Linked DNA regions of Homo sapiens: region 2 is linked to region 1. A link is an interaction called in ENCODE POLR2A ChIA-PET data of the cell type or tissue named here. Cell type or tissue: GM12878. All regions are shown on one strand. Each heading gives the region's core, and the rest is flanking DNA. Links, peaks and the distances in the headings are about the cores only.

The links. ChIA-PET counts read pairs that join two places held together with the same protein. Peaks named below come from ENCODE experiments on the same cell type or tissue, not always from the same donor. Only the 100,000 strongest peaks of a DNase experiment are listed, where the experiment ranks them.
Region 2: POLR2A ChIA-PET joins it to region 1 with 6 read pairs; 4 of 35 experiments call an interaction of 5 or more read pairs at or near these places.

The regions. Positions count from the first base shown.
Region 1 is chr5:159,089,328-159,093,726 of GRCh38, reverse strand. The region is part of intron 4 of EBF1 (EBF transcription factor 1); the gene reads left to right. Among named protein-coding and RNA genes, the nearest start is that of EBF1, 8.4 kb to the left of the region's middle. RefSeq lists an enhancer at 1,821-2,950. In GM12878, for the core only: no CTCF peak of the experiment used is centred there; no DNase peak of the experiment used is centred there; H3K4me3 peaks cover 704 bases.
Region 2 is chr5:159,038,616-159,043,014 of GRCh38, reverse strand. The region is part of intron 6 of EBF1 (EBF transcription factor 1); the gene reads left to right. Among named protein-coding and RNA genes, the nearest start is that of EBF1, 59 kb to the left of the region's middle. RefSeq lists a silencer at 2,789-2,868. In GM12878, for the core only: no CTCF peak of the experiment used is centred there; a DNase peak (open chromatin) is centred at 2,654; H3K27ac peaks cover 431 bases.

The DNA of each region.
Region 1 (4,399 bases), core at 282-4,281:
GTGCCACTACTAATTGATTTTCCCATTATGGGATGAACTTACCTTATACTCATATAAAAATGGGGGAGAATCATCTTTTGATATTTTTAAAGCAATACATCAAATATCATTTTACTAACAAGGTCATAGAGCTTAAGAAAAACTGCAGCTTAAGGCATTCTTTGACCACTTGGTGTCATAAATTCTATCAGGAAAGAGGGAGGAAGAGAGAGAGAAAGAGAGAGAGAGGAATAAGAACAAGATTAGTTTTATTTTCGATAATAGCACTTATGAGAAAGTCATTTGCCATAATATGACATCTCAGTAAAAGTCAAAATTATAAATGCATGCAATGATATATTTTGGTGGGGAGTGGCCTGAGAAAAGGTTGAATAATTATCTAAGTCTAAAAAATATCAGGAAAAGGAATATTTCAAAGCTTACCTGTGTGCTTTCATAATAATTGTTTAACCACCTCTCTGTAGCTTTCACTTTGAAAGGCAGTTCCTACTCATTATCCAATTGCTTGTTCTTTGATTATGTGCTGCAAGAGTTTTGGAAGTAGGTTAGCTTCTTGTCTACAGGGTTAATACAATGGCCTCCAAAAAGCAGATAGATGAGCGTGAAGAAGCTTAACTTTCCCTAGGTGTGACATAAAAATAATTGATATTTAGCCTTAATGAGTAAAACAGTTAATTTTCCTCTAGCTTGAAATTATTCTATCATAATTAAATACCAAGTCTGATTTAAAATTTCTTGAATCTTTGATTTTAGTTTAATATACAGTGGCTCCTTAAATCAGATGTAAGTCTTGATATAAACTGATGGATTAAATGATTACATTTTTTTTTCCTGTGAAATTCTTCCTCATACATTATGGATTTTGATAATTATTTAGAGTACAGAATGAAACACTTCTGGTCTGATAAGTTCTGATAACATCATCAATTGTGGAAGGAATACCTAGCCACTGTTCAAGTGTCTTTTCTTAGCTGCCTGTTTATTATAACATTTTTCCTATCAGAGATGCAGCTTTATGTGAGTGATGTCATATTCTTGACTAGAAAGTGGGGTTAAAACTCAAAAGGAATTTTGGACAAGCAAAATTTAAAACTATTTTTGCATTCTACATTTCCATAAACTGTTCTTGATCTTGGGTGGGATTAGCAGCATTGAGATAGAAAAGAAATGTACTCAATCAACCAAGATGTGTTGGTATGACACAGTATTTCACACCTTTTCAAAGTGTCTCATTAGACTATTTTGGGTAATGACTCTTAATTTTTGGACTCTACCAGGAAAGATGAAGCTTCATTAGAAATGAATATATAAGAATCTGAGATCCCTTATCCCTATGCCTTCATTGTAAAGCACACAGGATATAATATTTTAAAAATTCACCCACCAACTAGAAAATAAGAGGCTTGCTTTTGGGAAGGGTTGTTCAAAACCAAGTTTAGCTGGACTAAAAATAGTTTGTTTTCGTGTCATTACTGTTTTTGGTATTCCATTAGTGAGCATGCAGAATGCCCTGTAGGACCCAGAAGTTTATGGCTGCTGCATCCAGAAACAATATCTACTGCAGAAGCTCAAATGAATCCAGTGGGGGAGGTCTGAGGTTTAGTGGGCATCCTTTCAGATTTTCATGTAGTATTTGAAATATGATTACATTCTGTGATTGCTATAGTGAGTTATATATCTTTAAATAGTTTTTTTTAAGTTTAGCTTATCTCCCCTCTTACCATCTTGCTTTAAAAGAGTGATATTTTATAATTCAAAGAAAAGATACCAAATTGTATTAAGTTATCAAAACAAAACACTCTTCCCCTAAACAAAAGCCTGCTTGAGAAGCAGGAAATCGTAGTCACATAATCCTTGTATGTATGGATTTGAAAGTAGATGATGTAGTGAGGAGACCGTGAAAAGGTTCCCAGGACAGTGGGGGGTCCAAGGTACAATCATCAGAAATGCTATCAGGTTTCTCTTCCCAGCTAGACTTCTTGATATATTTGTTTTGATCTTCCCCGTACTTTAAGGTATTGATGCAAGTGTATTTTTTTCCTATTGATTGTTTCATTATATCCTGCCATGGCTACATAGATTTGATTAACAACCCTTTCAGTTCATGGTTCTTCATTGGTAGATAAACACATTTTCAGTATATCAATAAGTTCCCAAGGAATTCACTAGGCCAGCAGAGAGTTTCTTTCATATATTTGGGGAAATAAACAAACAAAAAAGGACACAGCAAGTTTATAGTCAGAGGCCATATTTCAGCAGCTTTCTCTCTCCTTTGGTAACATGTCAAAAATGCAGGTGATTTAAATTTCCTTGCACATAGAGGAATGAAGAAGTTTGGAATTTTTATGCATGATCAGGACCTGTGTTTGGGAAAATGTAAACTCATCACAGTGGAAAATGTGTTGTTTGGAGTCTGGGGGTGAAAACAAAGCTGATGGTTTTGGAGAGATTGCCGGAGCCAGATGGCCTAGTACTTCCCCAGTCTGGCGGGCCAACTGCTCCCTCCTGGATAATATACAGCCATTTGTTCGGGGATATTTACGCTAGAGCTGTTTCCATGTGAATGTTTGAACAGCATTAAAAACGAACATATTAGTAGAGATGCATTTATTGAACTCATATGACTGTACAGATAGTCTGTTCTCTCTGTCTTATATTGCTGAGAGCGATGAAGGAGTGTTTGGACATTGGTGAATTGTCTACATAGTTGTTGAGCAAGAATGATCTGGTTTTAGTGAGCAATTAAAATACATCAATGTTTGGAATCAGACTAATGGAAATAATGTTAGCACCTACCTTGAAGCTCCGTTGTGAGAATTAAATAACTTCATACATGTTAAGAACTTAGAACAGCGACTGGTACAAATTAAGTGCTTAATAAATTAGATGCTTTTATTATTATTATTATTATTATTATTACCCCATTGGGTTGACAAAGCCAATTGTATTTACTAATGTAGGTGTAAATGTAGTTACCATAGGAGTGAAATATCTTTTATTTGTGCTAGAAAAAGAAATACAATATGGGATTGTTAGAGTGATTTAGTTTTTTATGGTGTTTGAATAATATAAGGGGTTTTAGCTCTTTGAGACATAAAAGATGCATTCTAAAGCTAACTGCTTTTGGTACACATTCTCTTTTTATTCAGGGCTGTGATGTAACTGAACAGCACACTGAATCTGATATCATTCCTTCGCAACTTTCCTAATTCACTTCTGAAAACGGGCCTGCTTAGCTGCTGAGCTGAAATTACATCTTTGTAATTTGTTCACCAGTAGCCAAGCTGCTAATTGAAGCAAAATTATTTTTTTATTTTATTCCACTACTAATGTTGGATTGCTGTTTGACACGTTGTTTATGAAATGTCAGATTTGTAGTGTTTCCTTTGGCATGGTTTAATTTTTAACTAGTGTGCCTTCACCTACTGGAAATTTCTAAGACCAGATTAGCTAGCACCTTTTTTTTTTTCTTTCTTTTTTTTTTAATGACAAACAGTAGAAATTGGTGGTTGAATGTAATGATTATTATTATAGTGTGTTGATATTGTAGGTGTGCATATCATTTTTTGATTAGCTCAATTCTTGGTAATTTGCTGCCAAAGGCTTGTTGACAGTTTGCATTCAGAAGACATTTCACTTTTGGTTACAGCAGGTACTTTGTGCATTCATGAACTTATTCTCTTAGGTGACAAAGTAGGTTTGGCTTTTTATTTTGTAAGGGGAAAAAGGAGTAACATATTTTCAAGGTACAGTTTTGATTTAAATAGAAAATTAGAAGTCTTTGTTAGTTACTGATAACCTTTCTTTTCCCTCCCTCCAATCCTTTCTTCCTACCTTCCTCTCTTTTTCTTAATTTCTTTTCCTTCCTTTCCTTTCTTCCTTTTTCTTTTCTTTTCTTCTTTCTTTCTTTCCTTCTTTCTTTCTTTCTTCTTTTCTTTTTTCTTTTTCCTCTTCCTCTTCTTCAACTAATGATGATAAGTTTCCTTTTGTTTGCTTATAAATCAAGAAAGGTTCCTAATGAAAATATTTTGTTTCTAAAAATCCTTTGGATTTTGCTGAACCAAAGTCAAAAGTATTCTCTTCACCGCCTTTATTTTGTCGTGGAACACAAAGAGTTAAAACTATTAGAAAAGTAAACACAGAAAAACCATGTTCAATTCTCTGTATTTCCTTTGGCATCCTATTGAAGTGTGATCCCGGTGTACATTCACTGTGTATTTTTTCATTTTACTGTGTGGTCTTTACCCATAGTAAGTTTCAATTAACTTTTAAGACCTAGCAGTATTTAAGAAAAGCTAGAATGAACTACGCTTCACAGTATGTCTTTCAAAACAGTGGCAACTCAGGCAGGTTTTTGTATATTGATTGATTGGTTGATTTTCAAAGATATTACAGGTTA
Region 2 (4,399 bases), core at 238-4,237, 51 kb after region 1:
ATTTCACCTATGATAAAATATAAGTTATGTGAATCAGGCCTTATCCTTTCCAGAGATATTTTTTAAGAGGGCTTTCCTGAAGCCTAACCTTAAGCAGCTACCTAGTAGCTCCCTGTCATGACATCCTATTTAACTTTTTTATTTTTTTTTTTTTACTGTGAATGTTTGGTAAATAAAAATAAAATATATGTAACACATGCTATAAAGTCATCCAAACTTGTGAACACTCTACAGAACTTAACAACTTAGACTTTTTAAAATTTAAGATATTAATAAGTAGGAGGGCTATGGTACACTTGTCTTTAGAAGACGGATTTTTTTTAAGTAACTGAAAAAGGAGGTAATTATTTTAAGCTTTAATATAGTTTTTGTTGCTGGGGAGCCAAAACATACACACACACATGCACACACACACACACACACACACAGGCAAAGAATTTTTTTTTTCCTTTGGGAAAACAGTAATATGTGTAAACTGGTTTGGAGGAAGTTTATTGTTTCCCAGCCAGAATGACATTTAGGATATTTGAATTCATTGATCATAGTTTTAGGTAAATAAACACTGAAATAGGGTCAGCTTTTAGATATATGGATGGGCTGGGATGCAAGAGAAAGGCTGGCTTCGGGTCCAGGCTTTGCCTTTGATGGGCTATGTACCTGGGACTTGTTTATTTTGCTTTTTTTGGAGCTTCAGTTTCCTCACCTCTGAATTGAGTGGATGAAAGGACCGTCAAGGTTTGCCACGTCCTCATTCCCTGCTTCTGTGATCTGATCTTCTCAGATCCAGATCCCTTTGTGAGCAGAAGATGCAGGCAGGGACCAGGATCCCCATGAATGAGGTAGGCTACCTGCAGGTGTGCATCCCTCCATGCCATGGCTTTGATGGGTTGGCGCCGACAGCAAGCTTTTTTGCATGGGAAAAAGTTCCCTTCCAATTACACAGCAGTTTTGTGGTGGCTGAGGGGCTATAATGGGAATGCTTTGCAGCCAAAGCACTCTCATTCATAAATTCCACTGTGACACTCTCTCTAATTTTTTTCTCTTTTGGATAGATCAGTATTCTGTGGTTTCCTCCACCACAGCCATGCAAGCAAAAGTGAGTAGTTAAATCTCGTCATGGCCTTTAAGTCTCTGCAACACACGGACATGACAGTGTCAATCATAAGCAATATTTGGTGCAGTAAATAACAGTGAGCTGACCCTTCCAATATCTTCTAGGAGGCGTCTTTAAAATGAAGTACAGGAAGGAACTAAATATAGGAGCTGGTCTGTTTCTAGTTTATGGATTTCTCTAGAAATAGACATTTTATTCTGGTAAAAGCTCTGTGTTCATCACACACAGCTAGATGCATGTGCTGAATGTCAACCTCTGTGCAGGTGTGAATATCTAATGTAAATTATGGAAATTTAGGCTGCTTTTAAAAAATATTTTCTACATCTGCTTTTGTAATTTGCATTATTCCTGGGATCCCTTTCTAGAAGTGACTAAAATGCAGAAAGAAAATCAAAGTAAATGTCATTCAAAGAAATGAAATACATAAAATAACCACACAGAATCCATACGCGACAGGCTGTTTTAGTATTTATTTTTTTAAACGTAAGAAGTATATATATTCCCTTAAAGCCAATGTATGAGTCCCTTTAGCAGTGATCTAAAAGATTTCTACTTCATGAAAAACCTATTCCTCTGAGAATCTGCACCCTGTGTTCAGGTAGGTATGTATATGACACAGAACATTAAAAAGTTAACGTTTGCCTTTTCCATGCAGTGTTTGCTATGTTTTCATAGCAGGGATGAGTTAGATTCAGCATAATTGGAATTTCAGAAATACTGTTAGTTTATTAAGGCATTGGGGATTGGTCAAGCTCAGTTCAAATGACCATTGATGTGTGTGACGATGGGTACCAAATTGTGGTGTACTGAACTGTGGATTGTAAGTCTGCCAAGGGTTTGCCTCTGTATTTCTCTTTGGAAAAGATGACTGTTCCTCTGTAGATATGTAGCACAGAATCCGTTTCTAAACAGCTACTATAAAATCTGTTTATTGGTGTCTCTTGTCTACATACAGCCACCTGTCTAAAAGCATAAATTCACATGTAGAGAGTGGTCTATTCTCCCTACATGAGTATATGTCACCCCCATCGGCATCAGTGAAAGCTATGTGCTTACCAGCAGGAGAATAGATTCATATGCTGTGAAAAGGTATGGAATTCTGATTTATAGTCTGTGTTGCTTTTAATGGATATACCTGCAACAGCCACAGAGCTAAACCTGTAAGGTGTTAAAATAAAACATTTTACAGTGCAATATATTGCCTGCTTGTTAGTTAAAAGCACTACCAGGGAGCACACTTTGGTTAAATTTGGCTGTGTTAAAAACATATGTAAAAAAATCTTTGTTTTCTTTTCTCCATTCTTGTTCTCTGTATTTCTCCAAGGATGCTTTCCCTGTTTCCAGGACTCAAGGCCTGGCAACACCAAGGGCACTGAGGGTGGACATGAGTGTGGCTTCAGACGAAACTAAAATGAAAGATTAAAGCAATTCTGAAAGATTTCAAGATAGGCCACTGCCAACTCAGCTTCAGAAGAAGAAAAAGGGAAGGAAAACTAGTTTCTTGAGTCGCTTGTAATCTGGATCATAGCCATTTTGGTGGTGGCCTCAATGGATGTAAAGTAGATAGTGCTTTCAAACCCTTCATGCCAAGGCTCAAAAGCCTTTGCAGAATCATTTATTAAATATTTAAGCGCTTCCTCTTTCTGCCTCTCACTCAGCGACAGAGAGAGCCTGAGAGCAGCATTTTCTAAGCCCAGTGTGGTGCTGGTGTGCGGCACTTTCCTTAGGTTTACTGGCCAGGGTCAGCTTTGTTTTGGCTGATGCTCAAGCAAGCACCCCTCACTCACAGCTGCAGGACCCTCACCACTACAGTTACAAATGGATCTACGTCCTTTTGTGTTTGTGGAGTCTTTAAGTGAGGTGGCATTTTAAAGAAATTCACAGTGCTTTAGAGAATGGTTAATATTACATTTGAGCAAAAAACAATTTTACGCATAAAATTTAGGATTACCTCAAGCAAAGCTTTTGTTTAGTTTTGTCACCTTTTAGAGGTACTCCAGAAAATATTTTAAACCTAGCTGTGTATATCAAGGGTCTGGGGACCTCATTATTAGAAATGGTGGTCTGTACTCATTCGATATTTTATTCCTTACTTGTTTTACTCCCTGCCCAAGTCTTGCTTTTAGGTGAGCATGAATCAAATCCAATGGGACATTTTTAGCTCTTCCCAGGGCCCTTGAGAAGGAATAATAGTATGTGTTGGTTTTAAGTTTCATGACAAAACCGCTTTTAATATTTAAATAATTTTTCTTCTGAAATGGGGAACTCCAAATAAAAAAGTTATTTAATAGCGAAGTTACTTTAACAACTGGCTTTCCTGTTTCTTTCTTTCTTAAAATCTGGAATGGTGCTAAAATAAAGTATAATGTAATATTTCAGATAAATATATTTAGGCCCTGTGAAAATCCTGCTTCACAGCATTTGTAGGGAAATGTAATGCATGCAAAAGTAGACAGTAGTTTATATAGTAGTTTTATTTTAACTAGTACAATATAACAACCTGACATGCTGTGAAAAATAAATAACTTTTAGAAAATGCATTTTCCAAGTATGAAAGTAATGTTGAAAAATGACTGAGGTAATCACTTTTGTATAGATTCTGAAAGTAGAAGAGAGGGGAATAATAATTTATGGTTTAATGCATAGAGTTATACAAAAGTGTAAAAGATTTTCTTTTCTGACGGACCCAGAGGAATCTGCTGTGCCATTTTGCAGAATGACTCAGGGAAGAGGGCTGACTTGTGAGCCAGCACGTGCAGGCATCTTGGCCAACTCATTTATACCACAGACTCTTTGTTTTGGTTTTGGGGTTAGCAGATTGAGTAAATGGATTTCTTTTTTATTCCTTCAGAGGAAAAAGGACTCTTTTGGCTGTTAAATTCCAATTTTCTAAAGGAAGTAAACATTCCATCTCAGGCTTCTCACACATCAGATAAACACCACTTTGAATCATATGTTTATCCTGGAAGGAAATCGCCTCTCCATTTTGTAGATGGGGGCCCAGGAAAGAGGCTACTTGTCCGAGATCCTACAGCTAGTGGGCATCTGAACCAGGATCTCTTTCTACCCCATCCCATTAGCCCTCCTGGGAAGAGTTAGGGTGGAATTTCTGAGACTTCCACAGCAATTAGGTGCTCAGACACTAGATCAAGGGGAACTTTCAAAGTGTTGTTGATAGTCTTGCTAATAGGTCAGGCAGCCCAAAACAGCGCAAATATTATGAGGTGATCAGCACTACACCAAGGAATGGCTTAGGAATGAGGTCTGATCCCCACTCTCCATAGT